Linked DNA regions of Homo sapiens: region 2 is linked to region 1. Evidence: chromatin contacts called from ENCODE Hi-C or POLR2A ChIA-PET data. All regions are on one chromosome and are shown on one strand. The core of a region is the stretch at or near the end of the contact, and the rest is flanking DNA. Distances in the headings are between cores, read along the strand shown.

Region 1 (5,536 bases), core at 1,667-4,166:
TCTCTACTAAAAAATACAAAATTAGCTGGGTGTGGTGGCACATGCCTGTAATCCCAGCTACTCGGGGGCTGAGGTAAGAGAATCGCTTGCACCTGGCGGGGCGGAGGTTGCAGTGAGCCAAGAGCACGCCATTGCACTCCAGCCTGGGCAACAAGAGCAAAACCCCATCTCAAAAAAACAAAACAAAACAAAAGAACAAACAAAAAAACCAGGAAAGTCATTCTCTGACCCACCCCCAGCCCACCTTGGGAAGGATACTATTTAATAGTGACTTAAATTCCTCTTAGGGTAGGGAAGGTCCATCTTGTCTTGGCTTATTCAGGGCAGTGGAAGCTTTACCCACTTCCTACTCTTCTTCATGTTATTGAAGCCCAGTTAAAATGAACCAACTTAGAATATAAAATTATTTTAATATTTCTTCATCTGACTTCTAATCCCATTGTTCTTTTTGCTGTATCTGAAGATAGTCCCAACTTCTCAAATATGTTATTAATTTCTGGGCTGTAAAATGAATATGGAAGAGGGACTCAAATTTTGTAAATGCTGTGGGGTTACAAATCACCAATTGTCCTCTGCCTCTGTGTTGCCTCAGCCTACCGCAAGACCTCCCTACACACACACACACACAGACACACACATCCCTGAAGTCACTCTAAATATCAGTAATTATGAAGTTGGCCAGGCACAGTGGCTCACGCCTGTAATCCCAGCACTTTGGGAGACTGAGGCAGGTGGATGGCTTGAGGTCAAGAGATCGAGACCATCCTGGCCAACATGGTGAAAACCCATCTCTACTAAAAACGCAAAAATTAGCTGGGCGTTGTGGGGCGTGCCTGTAGTCCCACCTACTCAGGAGGCTGAGACAGGAGAATCACTTGAACCCAGGAGGCACCGGTTGCAGTGAGCCGAGATCCTGCCACTGCACTCCAGCCTGGCAGTAGAGCAAGACTCCGTCTCCAAAAAAACAAAAAAAGTAATTGTGAAGTCTTTGGCAACTTCCTGAGGCCTTCCAACTCTCTCCCAGCCTTTCAGAACAGGTCTTCCTATTTTCTTCCATCCCTCTTCTGCCGTTCTGTCATATTTCTAGAGTGGGGCTGGCAATAAAACTATCAGAGAAGAGAGAAACCATATGTTCTGAGGTAAAATTTAACAGAATAAAGAAATTTCCAGCCCTTGAAAATGCCCAGAAGCTTCCAAGCAGACCCTCCTTAAAAGTTTCCATCTACTGTCTTTTATTAAACCCTGGTATTCCTCAAATGTGAAATTCCTTTCTGAATTGTTAAAATATTTTTATAAATAAAAAAACTCAATTAATTTTGAGTAGCTCAAAAGTATCTTTTCTACAATTTCTAAAGTAAAGATGCTACATTTTAGGTTATAAGTTTTTGCCACCAGGTGTGACTCTAACTATTCTTCATATCTTTTGTTCGCTCAAACGTGTCCCAAATTTGAAAAAAATTGACTTTTGGACAATTTCTAATAAGCATTTGGGTGGTCCTGAGCAGGAGGAACTTCTAGTTTGTGAAGTAGCTAAGGAAAACATCTTAGGCAATTTTTAGTTCCAAGAACTTAGCCTGACCAAGTAACCTGACTTGCAGCTTAGGCGTTTAATTAGGAGCAATTTGGACACCAGAGTTCCGATTCTGCTCTTGGTGCCATCTTTTTCTTTGGGGAAGTGTTCTGCTTACAGCCTATATTTTGTGAACATCGTTTCCTGTATATCTTTGTGTCTAATACGGCACTTCAAACATAGTAGGCATTTGGAAATTGCTCCCTGAACTGAATTAAATGCAAGGTTAATTCATGGTTGTACATGATCAGAGTTGGAGTAAAAAATGAAATAAAATGAAAAGCACTATCAATTAATCAGGTTAAGTCATGTCAAGCGATCATTAAGTTTTCGATGATCTTGCAGATCTTTGAGAGAATGCGGATCTCGGGCATTTTCAGTTGTGTGCACTGACACGTGAATGTGTGTGTGCCCTCACATAAGTTCTTACATAGCAGAAGGAAGGAAGTTGTGAAAGGGGAGAAAATAGAGCTATTGACTGCAGAGCCATAAAGCTGTTTTTAGAATGACTGCTTCTGTTGTATTGGGGAACGCTTCCTTTGAGAGGGGGTATATTATGCATCCTCTTTCCATTAAGTCTATTTTTGGAAGAAATTACAGAAGATAATATATTACCAGCTCCCAGGGATCTCTTATCAACATAGCCTCTGTTCTCATAACACACCTGCTTAGAGCAAAATAAATTATTCTGTCCTCAGGAATGCCAACCCCAGACAATCAAAATCTTCACTAAATCCCTGTATTTATTAGGGAAGCTCGGATTTTTGAAAAGTGTTAACTCCGCCCCTAAAAGCAGTAAGCGAGAGATAACAACAGTGGAGTCTTGTGGTTGAGCATTCAATCAGCTTCAACAGGGGCAAAGTCTAGGAATTGTTTTCAAAACAGTGTGGGGCTTCCTACTCAGGGGGAGGATTTATCTGCATTTGGCAATTACTCCAGTTACCTTGGAACAAGAAATTTACTTCTCAGTAGTTTTGCAAATTAAGTGTTTAACTTCGTCTCTATAGAATTAATGCCTCGGAGGTGGGGAGAGGGAGGCAGAGGAGAGGCTTTCAAGGCCAGTTCACAAGTTTGACACTTAAAGTGATAGTAGCAAGTTTTTCTCTAACTGCAAGAGTGTGAAGTTCTGTTTCCACCTAATTGCAGTTTGCATCCTGCAAGTGTATTGATTTAGACATTAAAACAACTTAAATGTTTAGCAGTAAAAAGTTGTTTAATCATTAAACCACTACCATTTTCTTTCGCCCTTTAAACCTGCTTTCAATCAGCAAATGCTGATTTGGATGCTGGTTTACAGTCTCATTAACCATGAAGATCACAAAGGAAAGGTTGTGGCAGCAGTGGGAAGCTCTGAAGCACCCTCATTGTCACAGGAAACATTCAGTGAGACATTCAGCTGTCTCACAACACACACAGCTCTGAGAGAGGTTTGGGTGACAGAAATGCAGCCTCCAGTTCCAGAAGCAGCACGCTGTTCATTCCAGGAAAGGAAAAAAAAAGTGCTTTTCTGCGTGACCATGTTGATCACTGTTACCATGCAGTAATCAGGGGTCTTTTTGCCACTTAAGTGTAATGGGAGGAGGGTATATCATTGGAGACTCCTAGGTGAATGGCGTGGATGTTACTCTTTTGCAAAGCAAGGAGGAGTTGCAGTGTTTCATGGCCTTCTTTCAACACACGGGAGTTTTATCACTCATTTTAAACGCACAACTTAACACCATTTTCAAACTGAGTTCCAGCCCTGGATTGTTTTTTTACAAAATGGCCCCTTTCCCCTCATAGTGGGATGGCCATGGGTGCCCATTAATTGCTACACTTATAGGAACTGAATTTATTCCCTTCATGGTAGAAAAACCAAGCCTATTTTCTGAAACTTAATCCTGTGAGCTACCATCCACGGCCATACCAGGCTCCAGGAAGGGATCACAACTTTCTGAAGAGATGAATTGCTGCTTTAACAAAGGCTACGTGTGCCTTTTGATTCCATATTCTGCCTCCACTAGATGTTTGGTTTTGCTGCCAAATATAAAAACCACACTGGAAAAGACAGTTCTTCACTTTTAAGTGGCTGTGTGATAGAAAATTGGTAATTAGTTCAGTTTTGAGGAAGACAGGGACAAACTCTTCTTTACGTTTTATAAAATCACAAATTATCACAGTGATCTCCATTTGAGATGGAGAAATGGAAACCTAGCAAGTTCCAGAGACTTGCCCAAGATCTTGTAGCTAATTATTAGAAGCAGGAAATGGGTTAGAAACCAGAACCCTGATTTACAGCTAATTGTATTTTCGGCTATCCAAATATCTTTACTGGATTAATACAAACTTCTCTTGTCCTCAGGTAATACAAATACCTGTCCTCATAGAAAATAAAGGCTTATTGGTCTGTCTCTTTCTCTCTGTCTCTCTCTCTCTTTGTATCTGTGTGTGTGTGTGTGTGTGTATATATATTTTTTATATATGTATGTATATATAAAATATGTATGTATATATGTATGTATATACATACATATTTCTGTCACCCAAAATATGTATGTGAGTATATATATATATATATGTATGTATGTATATATGTGTATATATTATATATTTTATAAAGATATATATTCAATCATACATTGCTTAACAATAGGGGTACATTCTGAGAAATGCATCTTTAGGCAATTTCATTGTTGTGTTAGCATCAAAGAGTGTATTTACACAAACCTAGATAGTACAGCCTACTGCACATCTAGGCTAAATGGTGCATCCCATTGCTCCTAAGCTACAAACCTGTACAGCATGTTACTGTACTGAAACTGTAGGCAATTGTAACACAATAGTAAGTATTTGTGTATCAAAACATATCTAAACATAGAAAAGGTACAGTAAAAATACAGCATAAAAGATTTTAAAATGGTACACCTGTATAGGGCACTTACCATGGATGGAAATTGCCAGACTGGAAGTTGTGGTTGCTCTGGGTGAGTCAGTGAGTGAGTGGTGAGTGAATGTGACAGCCTAGAACATTACTGTACACTATGCAGACTTTGTAAACACAGTACACTTGGGCTACACTAAATTTATAAAAAATATTTTTCTTTCTTCAATAATAAATTAACCTTAGCTTACTGTAACTTTTTTACTTTATAACCTTTAAATTTTTTTAACTTTTTTACTCTTTGTAATAAAACTTCACTTAAAACACAAACACATTATGTAGCTGTACAGAAATATTTTTCTTTATATCTTTATAAGCTTTTCTCTATTTTGAAAATTTTAATTTTTTTTAATTTTCAAACTTTTTGGCTAACAACTAAGACATAGCACACACATTTGCCTAGGCACACATAGGGTGTGGATGATCAAAATGTCAGTAGGCAATAGGAATTTTTCAACTCCATTATAATCTTCTGGGACCACCACCATATATGCAGTTCATTGTTGAGTGAAACGTCATTATGTGGTGCATGGCTGTATTTATATCCGTATAAAGATTACACATATATAAAGGATGCAAAGACAAAGAGTACATATATATTTATATATGTAGTGTACTGTATATATGCATGTATGTATGTATGTATGTATGTATCTTACTTTGGGATTTCCTTTTTTCTAACCTTCTTACCATTTTAAGAATTGGTCTATGCACAGCAAACTTTTAGAATCGCAATTAAAATATTCAGAGAAGTGGCCAAGTTTTTGTATAGGTGTTTGGATACTGTGCAGACAAGTTCTACATTTCTCTGTTCTCAAAACTCCTTCCTACATAAATACTGAGGACTGTTCTCTGGCCAAAGTTTGTCAAACCATTTCTCTGAGTAACAAGACTTCCTCATGTTTTCCATACTCTATAGTTCAGTGTTGCAGCCTTCCCATACTTGATTTTTAAAGCGGAGTTTTGTTTTGTTTGTTCTTAGTGCATTATGACTATAAAATGTAAAAACCTTTCCTCTTTGAAGATAAAAGGAAGTAATCCTAATT
Region 2 (6,054 bases), core at 3,006-5,505, 35 kb after region 1:
TTCTGTTCCCTGGCCGCAAATACAACACCTATGCAAAATTTTACACATCTACAAAACAAAGGGAAAAGGTTTTTCCTAGTCTATGCCATTAATAAGCACATCTGGAATATAACCCTTAAGCAGTCTTTAATCATAATTTAAAGCTACTTTGCATAAAAATAAGAACATTCCACAACAGCTGTGGAAACATTGAAATAAATTTTCTTCTTCTGGGCCGGGCACGGTGGCTCATGCCTGTTATCCCAGCACTTTGGGAGGCCCAGGCAGAAGTATTCCTTGAGCCCAGGAGTTTGAGACCAGCCTGAGCAACATAGTGAGACCCCATCTCTATTTAAAAAAAAAAAAAATTACCTTCTTTTGAATACTTTGTTTATGCAAAAATCCTTTTGCTTTCTTTAGCTATTTTTTTAAATGCAGTGTTCCTGCAGTAAGAATTGAACCTGGCATGGAAAACTGATCAAACCGGTAGTCCTCAGAAATCATCACTCCTGAAACTTGCAATTAGTTTATACCTAAAATGATTTCCCTATTTGAAAAATGTGCCTACCATTTCCAGATTTTAAAAAAATGGCCCTTTATCCCAGAAAGGAGAAATTCATTGTATCCCAGAGACCAGCATTACTTCTGTTGCAGTATTTTCAGTGATGGAACTCTGTTGAGGCTACAGACAAGAAAAGCAGGAGAGCATTTTAGGAATCTAAGATTTTTTATTTTACTTTCCTCTGGGGACCTTCTTTAATAGTTTTTTTCTTTCTTAAGAACCTATCCTTGAATCATAGGTAAAGAAATAATCACAGAATGAGTAACTGACATTAATAATCACAGCTTCACACTATAGTCTTACTGGATTTTTACGTTTTTCAGGGTTTCCCCAAGTGGTGGTCACATTTCTTACACAACTCTGCAGTGTAGATAGACATGTATAGTCATTACTGGGCTGACACGGTGGGACTGAGACCTGCTAGTGCCGTGGTTGGCATCTATGATTAGTGAGGTCCAAGATCAACCTTCTTTACATTAAACATGCCCTAGCAAGACCTTCAACCCAACTTTATTAAGCTGATGCTAACGCACACAAAGAAGTCCTAACAATTCTATGTTTTTATATACATAATGCAAAAATAAAGACAAGATCAGGTACAATTGCTGTCAATATCTCAACTTATTGTCTCCTTTTGAAAAACATAATTCCCGCCTAGCATTTCCACCAGAATCCCTTGCTCTTGCCAGGTTATATTGTTTATATATGTTCCATTTAACATGTTTTTTAAAAATCTGCTGTAGAGTTTTCCTAGTTGGAGGAAATAATCACTTTCCATTAAGTTAAACAGTCCCGATAAATTTTAAATGAAAATATCTGACAGAGAAATAGAAAAACTCAGCCTTGTGGTCTTGCCGGTCACTTAGCTACAGATGGAACTTGAAAAACTGGTTCCTGGTCATTGCTGCTGAAGAGAGCCCTTTATTTCTGTTGTGACAGGACTGACTCAAGATACTCATGAACGTGGAAAACTCCTAAATGTGTCATTCTGAGTTCCTGAGAAGTTGAACATACACAGATGACAAAAAAGAATGCCATTTAGCCATAACTACCCTTTCTAGATTACCAAGTATTTGTAGGTTTATTGGCAAGATAGCTTAAATTACGTATGTATTTCTGGCCTGCAACATCATGTAATAGAAGAGTTGCAGAATTCTTTGCAGTTAAGAAAAAAAAAAAAAGATAAGGACTTATTAAAGCTGACATGGACTGTGATTTTTGCACTCCGTACCACACACAAAGGAGGGCATCGTGGTGACACCACCCCTGTGTTTGTATTTCTTGGTTCCATTTAGAATTCACTGGCCTCTTCTACTGCAGACCTGCTGTTTAGTCTGCATCTGGAAATTAAACCCAGAGCTTCAGCTCTTAGCATTAAATATTGAACTTTCTTCCAGCACACACCCTCATCCATGCCTGTATAGTAAGTCTGATTAAACTCAAGACATTTTAAAATTCCATCAGCCTTAGGAGTTAAGTTTGGATATTGGGCTGTCTTCCTCCTCCTTTTTAATCTATTAGAAGAAGTGTACCCAAAGGTATATATACCACATGCATCATGTTGAACCAAATTAAAAGAACAGTGATATGTGCAAACTATATTTCTGGGTTTTAGTGGAGTTTTTTTCCAAACTTAGCTAAAACAATGAGTTACATTTATCAAATTCCTTTTTTCATGAACAAAAGAAAAACTAAGGCAAAGTAAGTGCACTTTTCCAGTAGTTATAATAAAAATATAGTTTTCCAACTCTGCCCACCCCTGTTCCCCACTCATCAGTTTTCTGCCAAGAAACCTCACATGTTTCGGCCCGGTACCTCACTTGTCTTTGTAAAGTAGCTGCATGATGGCTGGGAGCTTTTCGGTGTTTAGAGGCCTTAGTGGCTGGTGCTCATAAAAATGTCACCGTGCACTTGCACTTTGAAAAGTCCTTTCATCTGAACATTCCTGAAGCCCCATTCCAACAGGTAAGCCTTCTTGACCAAAGAGTGGCTGTTTAGCCTTCCCACCCTGCCACTAGACCCTAATGAGATGTGTGCAACTCTTGGCTACAGTTTTCATCTCCTTATTACTTCAAGGCTCCTCTTGGGAGCTACACAAGCTCAAAGGTCCTTTGACCATTAGGTGACAAATGAGAAGCAATTTTTTAAAAACATGTCAAGGTAAAAGCTATTGTCTATAACACACGGCCATGTCTTTTTTTCTTTTTTTTTCTTTTTATTTGAGACGGAGTCTTGCTCTGTCGCCCAGGCTGGAGTGCAGTGGCACCATCTCGGCTCACTGCAAGCTCTGCTTCCTGGGTTCACAGCATTCTCCTGCCGCAGCCTCCCAAGTAGCTGGGACTTCAGGTGCCCGCCACCACGCCTGGCTAATTTTTTGTATTTTTAGTAGAGATGGGGTTTCACCGTGTTAGCCAGGATGGTCTCGATCTCCTGACCTCGTGATCCGCCTGCCTAGGCCTCCCAAAGTGCTGGGATTACAGGCGTAAGCCACCATACCTGGCCCCATCCATGTCTTTTAAGTTATTAAAGATGATCGAAGCTCAGGGGTCCCTACCAACTCCTCAGTTACAGAAACAGGACTCTTTGGGGATGTCGGAGCCAGCTGCTTATTCTCCATGTCACCTGTTTCTGTTCCCTCTTTGCACCACAGAAGCACCCTGTGTTAAGTCTGGCCGAACCATGACACTTAGGAGAGCTGAGAATGGGTTTTCCAACCTCATTCCTGACAGGGAGGATTTTTCTTCTCTTCATTGAATGCACACTTGTCGTACAGAATCCGCACATGTAACCAAAGACCAAGTCACTGGGAAGGTGAGAGCTGAGGTTTGCAGAGGTGGGAAAAGCCACCTGCCCCACCACATCAACCCTTTGGGAACCATTCCTTCCTTTGAAGGGTGGCCAGCCAGGGCTATGCCAAGAAGAGAGAGCTCTCCACTAACTAGACATTTGAGAAAACCATCATTCTGAGCATGTGAGAGCCACATTGCCTCCAAACCTTTAATGAAGTGAGACTTCCACCCTCTGACATCCTAGTCATGTTCCCAGTACTAACTGATAGTTACTAGTAGAATTCTAAGGTCAGCAGAAAGATACATTAATAAAACAACTATCCACATTGTCTTATCCACATTGTCTTAAGGACAGTTAAGGAAACAATATGACCTACCACCATTTTCATCTGAATTGTGTCTAAAGGGTTGGAATTCAGGAGTTTCAGCAGCTCACATCAAGCAAAGTTTCTGGGAATGTTTTGAAAAGCTGATCACATTCCATCTAGTACAAGGTCTTTGTTAAGTTCATGGCCTGAAAATTCTGTTTCCTTCCGGATTTGAAAGTACCTTGGTTTCCGGATAGTATAGAAAAATCAAACAGTTAGAAATTGAATAATTACAGCACAATCCAGGAGGTTTGCCAGCTTGACTGAGTTCTATCAATTTTTTAACCGTAAGAAGGAATAAAATATACTTGCTGGCTTTTATGCCGTGGTCTGTTTCAGAGTAGTCACCTAAGTCCACACCTCATGTCAGAATGAGAAGTGAATCATCTGGGGACAAACGAGGTGTGTATCTGCCTAACAGCTTAGTGACTTTCTGGAATTTAAATATTAAGTGAAAGGACAGGGTCACAGGGCAGCTGATCTTTGGCTCGTCTCTCTTTCGTCTGCCCATGGCTTTGATCATGCTACATCCTCCTTTGTGGCCAGGGCTCCACAGAGAATCTCAGGGTCATGGCCTGTTGCCTAGTCAAGAGGTATAAACCTGCTGCTTAAATATGTGAAGCCCACAGTTTGGGGGTTGGGAGTTAAAGGGGAGGTAGCCTCATACGTTCCACTTTTCCCACAAAACCCAAAGCAGACTAAACAAAACCGGTGTGAAATCTCATGACTTGATGCTGCCGTGGTTATATTTTTCAAGCTGTAATCCATTCATTTGTATGTGTGTTTATTCCCAGGATTTACAGCTCGCTCAGTCTTCGGGGGGAAAGAGAATATTTGAAACCTTTTGCAAAGGGTTTGAAGTATGCAGTGGCCTGTGATTAAAGCCCAGGATAGAGTGTGTGTGTGTGTGTGTGTATGTGTGTGTGTGTGCATTCATGTGAATGTGTGAGTGCCCATTCTTGTGGGGTTTTTTTCTCCCATTTGCTGCTTTTACGCAAAAGCATCACACATGGTAGCATTTAGGAGCCCCTTCACAGCTGAAGTGTTTCAAACACTAATGAATGGAAGTTTGGTCATATAATGCAGACAAGCTTTAAGGCATGCTTTACTGAATGGTGTACTGTAGTGACCTGGGAAAGGAAGAGAGGTATAAATTGTGTCGGTTAGCCACCCAGACAAAATGAAGCCATGTGGAAAATCAAATCTATTAAAGTATGAAGACTGTTATAAGCTGTTTTAAGCTGGCCATTCTTAAAGGGGCTCGGTCTGCTGCAGGAGTAAATGTTTACCTCTTCCCCCAGATCTTTTTCACATGCCGTCTTATGAGACAATGTGCAGCATTTGATAAAAATCATCCTCTCACTAACGACGCTTTTATCGGAAATGTTTATTGTCTCCGCTTTACCACCCATGTCCTGAAAGGTACTGCACATTTGTTAAATAAGCAAAAGGAAAGAGAACTTTGCGGCTCAAGCCGGCTCGCAGAAACCCCAACAAATTCCAGAGCCATAAGGAATCAGAAAAAGGAAAAGGGAAGGAGGAGTTAGATTTATATGAAGAGGGGGCCTTGCAAAAACATATATATTAGATTTTCTCTGCTTGGCTAGCCCACCATCAAATGTTTGGTCGATGCGGATTAGTATTGAGATTGAGCAGTTAACGCCGAACTTGGGTCACTGTCTCAAAATGTGCTTTAATAAATACAAGGGGGAGGAAATGGATTTGGGAAGGCTCGTTGTCAGCTCTGCCCCTGCTCTCACACTGCCTCTGCACAGTGGTGTAGGGGTCACACACAGGTGTTGGCACCAGTACCAACCCGACCCAAATCCTGGTCCCACACACCCTGTAATTTTGGGCACATTACTTGTCTGTGCCTTGGTTTTCTCAGATGTAAAACAGGAATATTAACAGAAGGTGCCTAAGCATCTGGTAAGCACTCTAAAAATACCAGCTATTATTACCAGTATCTGGAGGGTGGGTTCATTTATACCTTAAGAAAGGATCCCCCTAACTCTATTTTTCTTGTGTGCCGGTTTTTAAAACTGATGAATGGCATGCTGTCGGGAAAAATTTATCCATTCCTACTTTTTTTCTAATTGGTGAGTAAGCGTGCATTGCCCTGACATTCTCTGGACAGCAAACAATTGAATTTGCTGACCAGCCGCCATGATGTCAAGCCTTAAGTCAACAGTGGCTAATGACCGCTCTGGGAAAAAACAACACCTTGATTCCTCAATTACGGTTTAAGAAGCCCTGGGAATGAGGGCTCGCCAGTCATCGTCATCCTCTTTTGAGGCAAGCATAATGTGCTGTGGAAACAGGTTACCTCTGCACTGTTGGCAAGAGCAGCCCACAC

Evidence for each region. Hi-C counts contacts between places; a loop is a spot of excess contacts on that map. ChIA-PET counts read pairs that join two places held with the same protein, here RNA polymerase II (POLR2A). Pooled maps may share reads with other maps.
Region 2: a loop to region 1 is called in a map of HepG2, with 2.6 times the contacts of the local background. The contact joins two enhancer-like sites. A Hi-C loop is called at or near these places in 3 of 168 maps with a recorded cell type or tissue (HepG2, endothelial cell of umbilical vein and natural killer cell) and 2 of 50 pooled maps. POLR2A ChIA-PET finds 5 or more read pairs at or near these places in 2 of 52 experiments (AG04449 and HepG2).

The regions. Positions count from the first base shown.
Region 1 is chr12:65,923,840-65,929,375 of GRCh38, forward strand. All of the region lies in intron 3 of HMGA2 (high mobility group AT-hook 2), which reads left to right. Among named protein-coding and RNA genes, the nearest start is that of HMGA2-AS2, 22 kb to the right of the region's middle. RefSeq lists an enhancer at 2,587-3,097. Within about 2 kb of position 2,917, at least 4 of the 41 ENCODE cell types and tissues checked have a DNase peak (open chromatin) inside an H3K27ac peak, as active enhancers do.
Region 2 is chr12:65,957,146-65,963,199 of GRCh38, forward strand. The region is part of intron 4 of HMGA2 (high mobility group AT-hook 2); the gene reads left to right. Among named protein-coding and RNA genes, the nearest start is that of HMGA2-AS2, 11 kb to the left of the region's middle. Within about 2 kb of position 4,256, at least 3 of the 41 ENCODE cell types and tissues checked have a DNase peak (open chromatin) inside an H3K27ac peak, as active enhancers do.